2 separate regions of the Homo sapiens genome follow, and region 1 is linked to region 2. The links are chromatin contacts, found by Hi-C or POLR2A ChIA-PET in ENCODE. All regions are on one chromosome and are shown on one strand. The core of a region is the stretch at or near the end of the contact, and the rest is flanking DNA. Distances in the headings are between cores, read along the strand shown. Region 1 overlaps LOC105372146 (a long non-coding RNA gene). Region 2 overlaps MALT1 (MALT1 paracaspase).

Region 1 (4,375 bases), core at 960-3,459, 46 kb before region 2:
CTTCCTAAAGTGCTGGGATTACAGGCGTGAGCTACCACGCCGGGGCCAATGATTTGCTTTTTTAAAAAAACAAAAACCAAACAGCCTCAGAAATTTTGAACTACTTTCTCTAAAAGAAACCAGCTTTATTGAGAAATAATTCACATGCCAGACATTCACCAATTTAGTATATTTGTAGATCATTGATCATCACAATCAATTTTAGAACATTTTTTTATCACCCTAAAAGAGTCCCCATACCCATTGGCAGTCCCTTCCGGTTTCTCCCACCTTCCCGGGCCCCCAGTCCCTGGTAGCCTACCCTATCACTAGAGATTTGCCTTTCCTGGACTCTTCACAGAAATGGAGTCAGACAGTAGAAATGCAGTCTTTTAAATTATTTATGGGCCGAGCTGGGCGCTGTGGCTCACGCCTGTAATCCCAGCAATTTAGGACGCCAAGGTAGACAGATTACTTGAGGTTAGGAGTTTGAGACCAGCCTGGCCAACATGGTGAAATCCCGTTGCTACTAAAAATGCAAAAATCAGCTGGGCATGGTGGTGCACACCCCTAATCCCAGCTACTGAGGAAGCTGAGGTAGGAGAATCAATTGAACCCAGGAGGCAGAAGTTGGAGTGAGCCGAGATCATGCCACTGCACTCCAGCCTGGGTGATAGAGTGAGATTCTGTCTCAAAAATTAAAAAAAAAAAAGATTTATGGTGAACAGCGGGTTAGATGTCATTCTTTTGATTTTAGGGTTGTATTCAAGTATAAGACTCATTCTTTTCACAATGAGCGGTTAGAGCAGCAAAGCTGTAGATATCTGAAGACTTTGAGAGCTTAGGGAATAGGAGGATCATCTGGGGTCCCCCCTTTCTCTCTCCTTCCCCCGCAGCCCTCTCCTTTGCCACCAGCAGCCGAGAGAACAGTCTTGGGGGAAAGAAAACACAGAAGCTCAGTGCTGCGGGGAGAGGGGAATGAAGGCGTGATAAGAGACATGCGGGGGCTGTTCCTGGCTCGCTCACCTCCTTGTCCTCTTCCTCACCGAAACCACAGAGTCTCCCCCAGCCTTGCAGCAGAAGTGTGGTCGTGCCTCTGCAGTAAGCTGGGTGTAGGACTGGCTGGCCAGCATCTGCAGTCTATGCTGAGTACCTGTGCCTGGGTGACCCTTCCCCCGCGACTCCAGTGTGACCTTCCTTCCCAAGCCTCTTGTTGCCCTGGGGTCTTCCACATTCAGCTGTGTCAAGCTCAGGGAATACAGGAGGAAAATGGGATCGCCTCAAAGTTAGGGGCTGGGGGATGAGTTGCCGCAGGTACTAACAGGCAAACCTGCCCTGTTCCTCCAGCCGGGTGCCAGTGGTAGTTGACAGGGAAAGGGCCCTTGAGGAAGAGAGCAAGTGGGGAGAGAGAGGGAGAGACAGAGAGGATGGAGAAGTTGGAGGTCTCTGTGGTGGCCCAAGGGGGCAGTGGGGCCTGGAGGAGGTGGTTGGGCATCTGCTCCCACTAACCCATGGGCCACCTGGTCCCTTTGCCACGGACCCTGCTATGGGCAGCCATGGTGGGGTGGAGGCGTGTCCCTGGCACCCCCATGTCTCCCCGCATGAGTTTCCTGAGGAACCTGTGGGCATCCCGACGCCCTCTGGGTTTCACCTGGAGGACCACTGCTCACAAGTGGCCTCTCCTTATTTCTTTGAGCAACTTGAACTCTGTGAAAAGAACGTGGGCTCCACGGAGGCCTGTGCCAGCGGAGACAGGAAACATCACCGCTGTTTTCAAGATGGTTCCATTCACTCTTTGTCCTAGTGACCCTGTACTCAGCTCCCATTGTGATGGCTTGGGCGGGGGGATGGGCATGTTTTCTGGATAGTTCCACTGCCTCTGCCCCACTGCATGCAAGCCTGGTCAGCCTGGTGAGGGAGGGCATGCTCAGGCCCCCACCAGCCCCGGGCCTGCTGTCCTTCAGTGGCCTGTGTTCTGAAGACACAGGTGCATCTCTGTCACCCACTACCCACCAAGTCACAAACACCTGGGGCGGGAAGGAAGGTAAATGTTCCTCAAGGGATAGTGTGTATATGAGGGTGGGGTGCGTGGCTGGGAGGCGCACAAATGGCAGCATCCACTTAGGAGCCTGTACCCATCTTCCAGCAGGTCAGCACGGCTGAAGCCAGCAAATTTGTTGTGTTCTCTGGGCCTTAGCAGTCACGACCTTGGACCACGAGATGTGCCCTTGTCGCATTTATTTAAAGAGTTGAAATCTGAAAGGTGCATTAGAAATCGTTCTATTTATAGAGTCACTCTAAATACACTGTGGTGGAAGATGGCCAAGAGCTATTGTGAAGTGAAAGTAGGAACTGGAAAACGGTGAGCTCAGCATGATCTCACATATGCACATATGTGTACACCTGTGTGTATACATGTATAAAAGATATCTGTACACATGTATGTGTATAATACTCATACGTGTGTGTGCATATGTGTGTGTGTGTCCATATGGTCTGGAGATTTATATGCATAATACAACCGGAAGAAATATACACTGAAGAGATAGCATTATCTCTTGAAAGTGAGATTGGGATTATGTGGGGAGGGGAACTTTTAAACATTAATTTACGGAAAAGAAACGGAAAAATGTTCTGGTTCAGTCTAGCCAGGGTAAGTTTGAGACCTGGGCCCCAGGGTGACTTTCACCTCAACCACTGCTCTCTGCCAGTGCCACGCTGCCTGTGGCCTGGCCCTTGCTGTGAGTGTTTACGACCACAAAATTTACTTTTCCTGGAAGTGGTTTCTTCTGATGGCTGGAGAATGTTTATGACATTGTCCATCTCTGTTTCTCCTTAATGAAATTGCCTGGCAGCCGCGGTATTTTAGAGAAGTCTTAACCCCTACTCACTCTCCATTTAGCTTTCCATTCCATTTTCCATGGGAATGGCTGCTCTGACATCAGAATAGGCAATGGCAGCAGGAAGCAGTATCATCAAAGGTGCGAGTTTGAACTCTGGGGAGAGAGGTGTTCATAGGGTAATTTTTGCAACAGTTGGAAAATGCTCTACTGGACAGGGCTGGCTTTTGCTAAGAGGCTCAACAGGAGTTGGTCCATGTGCTGCATTCTCATTTTCACTCCCCAGTTACTCCCTGGGCCACCTGCCTGCCGCAGCACCTGAAGTCAAGTCACCAGAGGCTCAACTTTCTGGTCCATGTGTGGCTGTTTCTTTTTCTATTTATTTTTGTATTTTATTTATTTATTTTTTGTGATGGAGACTTGCTCTGTCACCAGGCTGGCACGATCTTGGCTCACTGCAACCTCCGCCTCATAGGTTCAAGTGATTCCCCTGCCTCAGCCTCCAGAGTAGCTGGGACTACAGGCACGCGCCACCATGCCCAGCTAATTTTTTTGTATTTTAGTAGAGACGGGGTTTCACCATGTTGGCCAGGATTGTCTTGTTCTCTTGACCTCGTGATCCGCCCATCTTGGCCTCCCAAAGTACTGGGATTACAGGCGTGAGCCACTGCGCTGGCCATGTGTGGCTGTTTCTAGGAGAGATTTCTGTCTCATTCCTTCTCTTCCTTTTTTCTTTCTCTCCCTCAAAATTTTCCAATGTTCCTGGGAGGGCTAGTCAGTCACAACTTACAGTGGTGTAGTAGTGGGCTCTCTGCCTGAAAGCTGAGGAATTGGGACTTTAGAGTGGATGAGTGGAGGCATCATTTGGGAGAGGAAGGCAGTGACTAGAAACTAGGTGGCAAGAAGGCATCTTTTTGCACTTCTGCTCACCCCATCTCTTCCCCATAGCAAAAAGAACTGCAGTAAATTCTAGGGATTTGCAGTGTTGACATCGAGTCCCCAGGGTGTCCCAGCAGAAGGGGTGGCAGCAACGGTGGGCTGTTTCCACTGAAGGGAAGACTCCACCTCAGGAAGAAATAAACGGCAGCAAGGTTTTTTGGGCATGTGGCATCTGTGAGATCTGAGGGGATCAGATAATGCCCAGGAAGAATTCTGAAAGCAAATGAGAACATTCAAAAATGCTCATTGACAGCACAGCCATGTAAAGATGATCTGGGAGATCTTAAAGGAAGCATTTTTCCAGGGATGGGGAATCTCAGGTTGGCTTCGCAAGGTTGGCTGAAGCGAGAGCCAGTGCCCTCTCCCTGGACCGCCTGCTTAGGTTAGGATGCACGTGTGCCTCCCTCACTAAGGTTTCATCAGTCATTCTTTTTTTTTTTTTTTTTTTGGGAGACAGTCTCACTCTGTCACCCAGACTGGAGTGCAATGGCGTGATCTCAGCTCACTGCAACCTCCGCCTCCCAGGTTCAAGTGATTCTCCTGCTTCAGCCTCCCAAGTAGCTGGGATTACAGGCACCTGTCATCATGCCTAGCTAATTTTTGTATTTTTAGTAGAG
Region 2 (4,364 bases), core at 524-3,023:
TCTTCAGCAACTAACCCAGTTACATTTGGATCTTGTCATTTTGTGTACCTAAGACATATGTATGCTCCTCTCTACAGAATATGATGGCTATGCCTTTGTTCAGAACACTATTTTAATAGGTATTTCTTAATCAGTGAGGTCTGTCTGGAGGATCTAAAGAAAAGATCATGGAGCTGGAATACATGAAAACTTACCACTATGAATGAAACATAGCAGGTTTCTTTTTTTTTTTTTTTTTTTTTGAGACAAGAGTCTTACTCTGTCGCCCAGGCTGGAGTGCAGTGGCACAATCTCCACTCACTGCAACCTCCGCCTCCTGGGTTCAAGTGATTCTCGTGCCTCAGCTTCCCGAGTAGCTGGGATTACAGGCGTGTACCACCACACCCAGCCTATCTTCTCTATTTTAAAGCTGAGATCTGCTACAGAAAAAGCACACAACTGATCTGAACCATTATAAATTCTTACTCTTTAAAAGTCTTAGTTGGACTCTCAATACACATTCACTTGTAGATCAGACTTGTAAGACCTTGCTTCCATTTTCTTTAGCCTCTAAGCCTCTGCCATAGAATAAGATCTATATTCAGCCTTACTTTACTCTTTTTCCCTCAATCTTTTTTTTTTTTTTTGAGACAGAGTTTCACTCTCGTTGCCCAGCTGAAGTGCAATGGCACGATCTCAGCTCACCACAACCTCCACCTCTCGGGTTCAAGAGATTCTTCTGCCTCAGCCTCCTACGTAGCTGGGATTACAGGCATGCACCACAATGCCCAGCTAATTTTTGTATTTTTAGTAGAGACGGGGTTTCTCCATGTTGGTTAGGCTGATCTCAATCTTCTGACCCCAGGTGATCCTGCCTGCCTCGGCCTCACAAAGTGCTGGGACTACAGGTGTGAGCCACCATGCCCAGCCTTTTCCTCAATCTTTTAAGCATATTACTACGCCTAATTACTTAGAAACAAAAAACATAAACTAAAAATGTCCTCAGCTTCCCAATAAATCTATCTGTTCACCAATCTCTCCTTCTTTTTAATCTCAAAAGAGGTTTCAACATTCTGATTAAAGCCAATTTCTCTTGTTTTCACCTTGGCCCAAATCCCTATCATCTCTTCTAGGAACTTGCTCTATAAATTGTCCTCTCTTTGATGGATCACTCTAATCTACACAGTCTCAACAGATACTTCCTTTCCAAATGTAAATATCCTCACATTTTCCCCTCCTACCAAAACACTTTGAATATATGCCCTATCTAGTTAATTTCAAACCACTCTTTCTTTCCAACAAATTAATATGTACTGTCTTCATTTGTTCACTTCTGAATCTTTCTTTTTCCACTATTTTATACATTGTATCCATGTTTAAATTCCCAGCATAACTCAGTAACTGACACATATTAGGCACTTTCAACATTCCACTCAAAGCCACCAATCACATCTTCAGTAGCTGAATCCAATGGACAAATTTTAGACATATTTTATCTGGCTTCTGCCAGCATCAAGCTGTTAGCTATTTTTACCATCTTTAAATGTTAATCTGCTAAACTTTTATCTGCTAAAGTTTTCTCCCTTACATTTTCTTGTCCCAGGCATTCTTCAAATGCAACTGTTCGTTTACATTTTATCCTAAATTCTTTTCTCTTTCCATTGGAGAAGACAGGGGAGCAAACGCTAAAGCTACTGCAGCCTTTGTGATTTCTATCCCTCACCAAGAGACAGCACTAACCACTTCCTCCTCTATGCTAACTATGCAGCATGTACATGTTTCTTTTTGTACGCATGTCTGTTTGCATATCGTGAGAAACACACAAATCACTCCACAGAAGTTGACTTGACCCTAGAAACTGAATTTGTAATCATTTTTAAGCCTCCTCTTCTAAACCTTCTTTTACAGATACAAAAAAATAAAACATTTGGTCCCAATGTTATTCACATTTCTTTAAAAAACCAAATTAAAATGTCTTAAATTCCTTCTGGAGTTATACACAATAATTATACTTTGATAATGCATTTTAAAGTTCTACTCACCCAAAGGCTGGTCAGTTGTTTGCTCTTTATTATCTATACAAAGATAAAAAAGCAAAACATGTAAGATCCATGGTATATTTCCAGAGTTAAAGATACATGAAAAGTATATAACATCAGCAGCATCACTTACAGAATATAGTTTCTACTCTTCAGATTTTTAATAAAAACACTCTTGAATGGAAAAAAACGATGGTGGTGTTCACAATAGGAAGTAGCAGTAGTTACCATTTCCTGATGCCTCAGCTGGCACCGTTCTATATGCTTTATATATAACAGATCTAATGAAACCTCACTCTACCCTATGAGGTGCCTACTATTATTAACCCCATTATATAGATAAGGAAATTAAGGCAGAGAGAGATTAAAGTCACTTGCCCAAAGTTATGAAGCTAGTAAGTAGCAAATCTGGATACTAACTTAGGGAGTCTCCTTCTGGATTCTATGCTTTCACCCTCTAGTATACATAAAATAAAATCCCGCCCCGCACCTGAAGCACCATGTAGGGAAAGATGTAGTTCATCAGTTGTGTGTCCACTACTGTCGGGAGATAACTTTGTACTACTGGTCAAATACATGCCACTGAAGCCTATTAAAAGCTTTCCCTATACAACATTCTTCTTTTAAACCTAAATTTTTGGTACTCCCTGAATTGTGGGAAATGAGGAAAAACTCAAAGGGCCAGGAAAATTTTAGAATCTTAGTGGTGGCTATTTACAAAAGTTTTTCTGAAATAACTTTTCATAATGTTCATTAAAGAAAAGCAAGAATTAACAGACTAATTTAGGAAAGGGGATTCTATCCAGACCCCCTATTCTCCCCCAGTAAGAGAAACAATTACTAGGATGGTTTTTGACAGTTCAAGACCTACTTGAGGCAGGTCTCATTGAGGCTTTATGTGAATTTGAGGACACTACAGCAAGGAGAATGACGCACAGGTAATGGGGACTTTCTGCTGTGTCTAGTTTGCTTATATACAGTCAGCACAGCCCAATGGCATTCACAATAATAGATGTTTGCTAATGCAATATGAGTATGACACTAAGCAAACTAGTAATGATGCTAAAATAATGAGAAATAAGTGGAGAAGTAATAGGGTTTTCTACAAATATTAAATGACATAACCACCTTCTTAAACTATTCCTGAAAGGTTTTATTTTCAGATCTATCCACAGGTTCCATCATTGTCTTTCAGAAAGCCTACACGAGGTTGATATCCTGTGTCTTCATGTAGTTCTCACTGTTGATATGCCTTTTATCTCAGGTGAAGGCTTAACTTATTAGAAATCTGTTCTAATTAAAATTAGCCTACAGAGTTCTACATACTCTTGACAACTGTCACTCATTAAGAAATGGTCACTGACCAACCGACCTGTACGATGCCAATGATCCCCACAAACACACTTCTTACTCCAGATATAGGCACCCACCCAACTAGTTCAGATATGCTGTATGACTGAGGCACCAAGAAAAAGGTCCCAGGGGTCTGATCAGTTCAGAAATGTTACCCCTGTCACTCTGTCAAACACTGCTTCCTGCTTTCAGATTAAAGGTCACGTACTTCCCCCATTAACTTCCTTGTTATGATATAAGGAGTAATACACAATGATAATACCTTGAGGTTTTATGTTACCTCAAACACTTCTTTTCTACCCTTACAGTTTTATAACCTAAAATATTTTTAATGTATCACTTGTATAAAATTGTACTTCATGTAGTTAATTTCAACCTTAAATTATATTATTTCAATAAAGAGAAAAAAGTTACTAGTATTACTGTAGCAAAAGAGTACCTACGGTAACTTTGCTGCATTCAACAACTTAAAAATCTAAAACTAAAGTTTTATGTTTGTATTACTCACCAGGATGACCAAGATTATTTAATTCATCTAAAACAAAGTAAGAGAAAATAGATTAAGTAATCTAAACACCAATTTAGCACAAATAGTAAGACTAATCCAAGTAGTTTTGAGCCAGTGAATCATGTTATAGTGTTTTATCAGTTTACAACTTTTCAAATTAAATGAAGAAGCCATGCAAATACTGAATAGCAAAGAATAGTGAATATTGCTGTGCTTATCATTTAGGACTTCTAAGCCATCACTGTTTTCATTAAGTGACAAAAACTAGGCTCTTTCATAATTTATTCATAGTTTTAGATATTCTGGCTAATTAAAAACAGTAATCTCAAATGATCTTTTTAAGTCAACTTTTAATTTTAGAACATTTTAAGGTTTACAGAACTACTGTGAAGGTAGTGCAGAGAGAGTTCCTATATACCCCATACCTAATTTCTCTATTATTAACATCTTATGTTAGCCTAGTGTATTTGTCACGTCTTATGCTA

The links. Hi-C counts contacts between places; a loop is a spot of excess contacts on that map. ChIA-PET counts read pairs that join two places held with the same protein, here RNA polymerase II (POLR2A). Pooled maps may share reads with other maps.
Region 1: a map of CD4-positive, alpha-beta memory T cell shows a loop between it and region 2 (3-fold over the local background). The contact joins two enhancer-like sites. A Hi-C loop is called at or near these places in 4 of 168 maps with a recorded cell type or tissue (CD4-positive, alpha-beta memory T cell, Right ventricle myocardium inferior, heart right ventricle and 1 more), 1 of 37 single-sample maps with no recorded cell type and 9 of 50 pooled maps. POLR2A ChIA-PET finds 5 or more read pairs at or near these places in 5 of 52 experiments (CD4-positive, alpha-beta T cell, WTC11, activated CD8-positive, alpha-beta T cell and 2 more).

What each region holds. Positions count from the first base shown.
Region 1 is chr18:58,759,730-58,764,104 of GRCh38, reverse strand. All of the region lies in intron 1 of LOC105372146 (a long non-coding RNA gene), which reads left to right. Among named protein-coding and RNA genes, the nearest start is that of LINC01926, 52 kb to the left of the region's middle. RefSeq lists an enhancer at 2,073-2,122. Within about 2 kb of position 2,209, at least 5 of the 41 ENCODE cell types and tissues checked have a DNase peak (open chromatin) inside an H3K27ac peak, as active enhancers do.
Region 2 is chr18:58,713,625-58,717,988 of GRCh38, reverse strand. MALT1 (MALT1 paracaspase) reads right to left here. Exons shown (of 17, transcript NM_006785.4): 8 at 3,880-3,906; 9 at 2,022-2,054. All of the region lies in intron 1 of LOC105372146 (a long non-coding RNA gene), which reads left to right. Among named protein-coding and RNA genes, the nearest start is that of MALT1-AS1, 44 kb to the right of the region's middle. Within about 2 kb of position 1,773, at least 5 of the 41 ENCODE cell types and tissues checked have a DNase peak (open chromatin) inside an H3K27ac peak, as active enhancers do.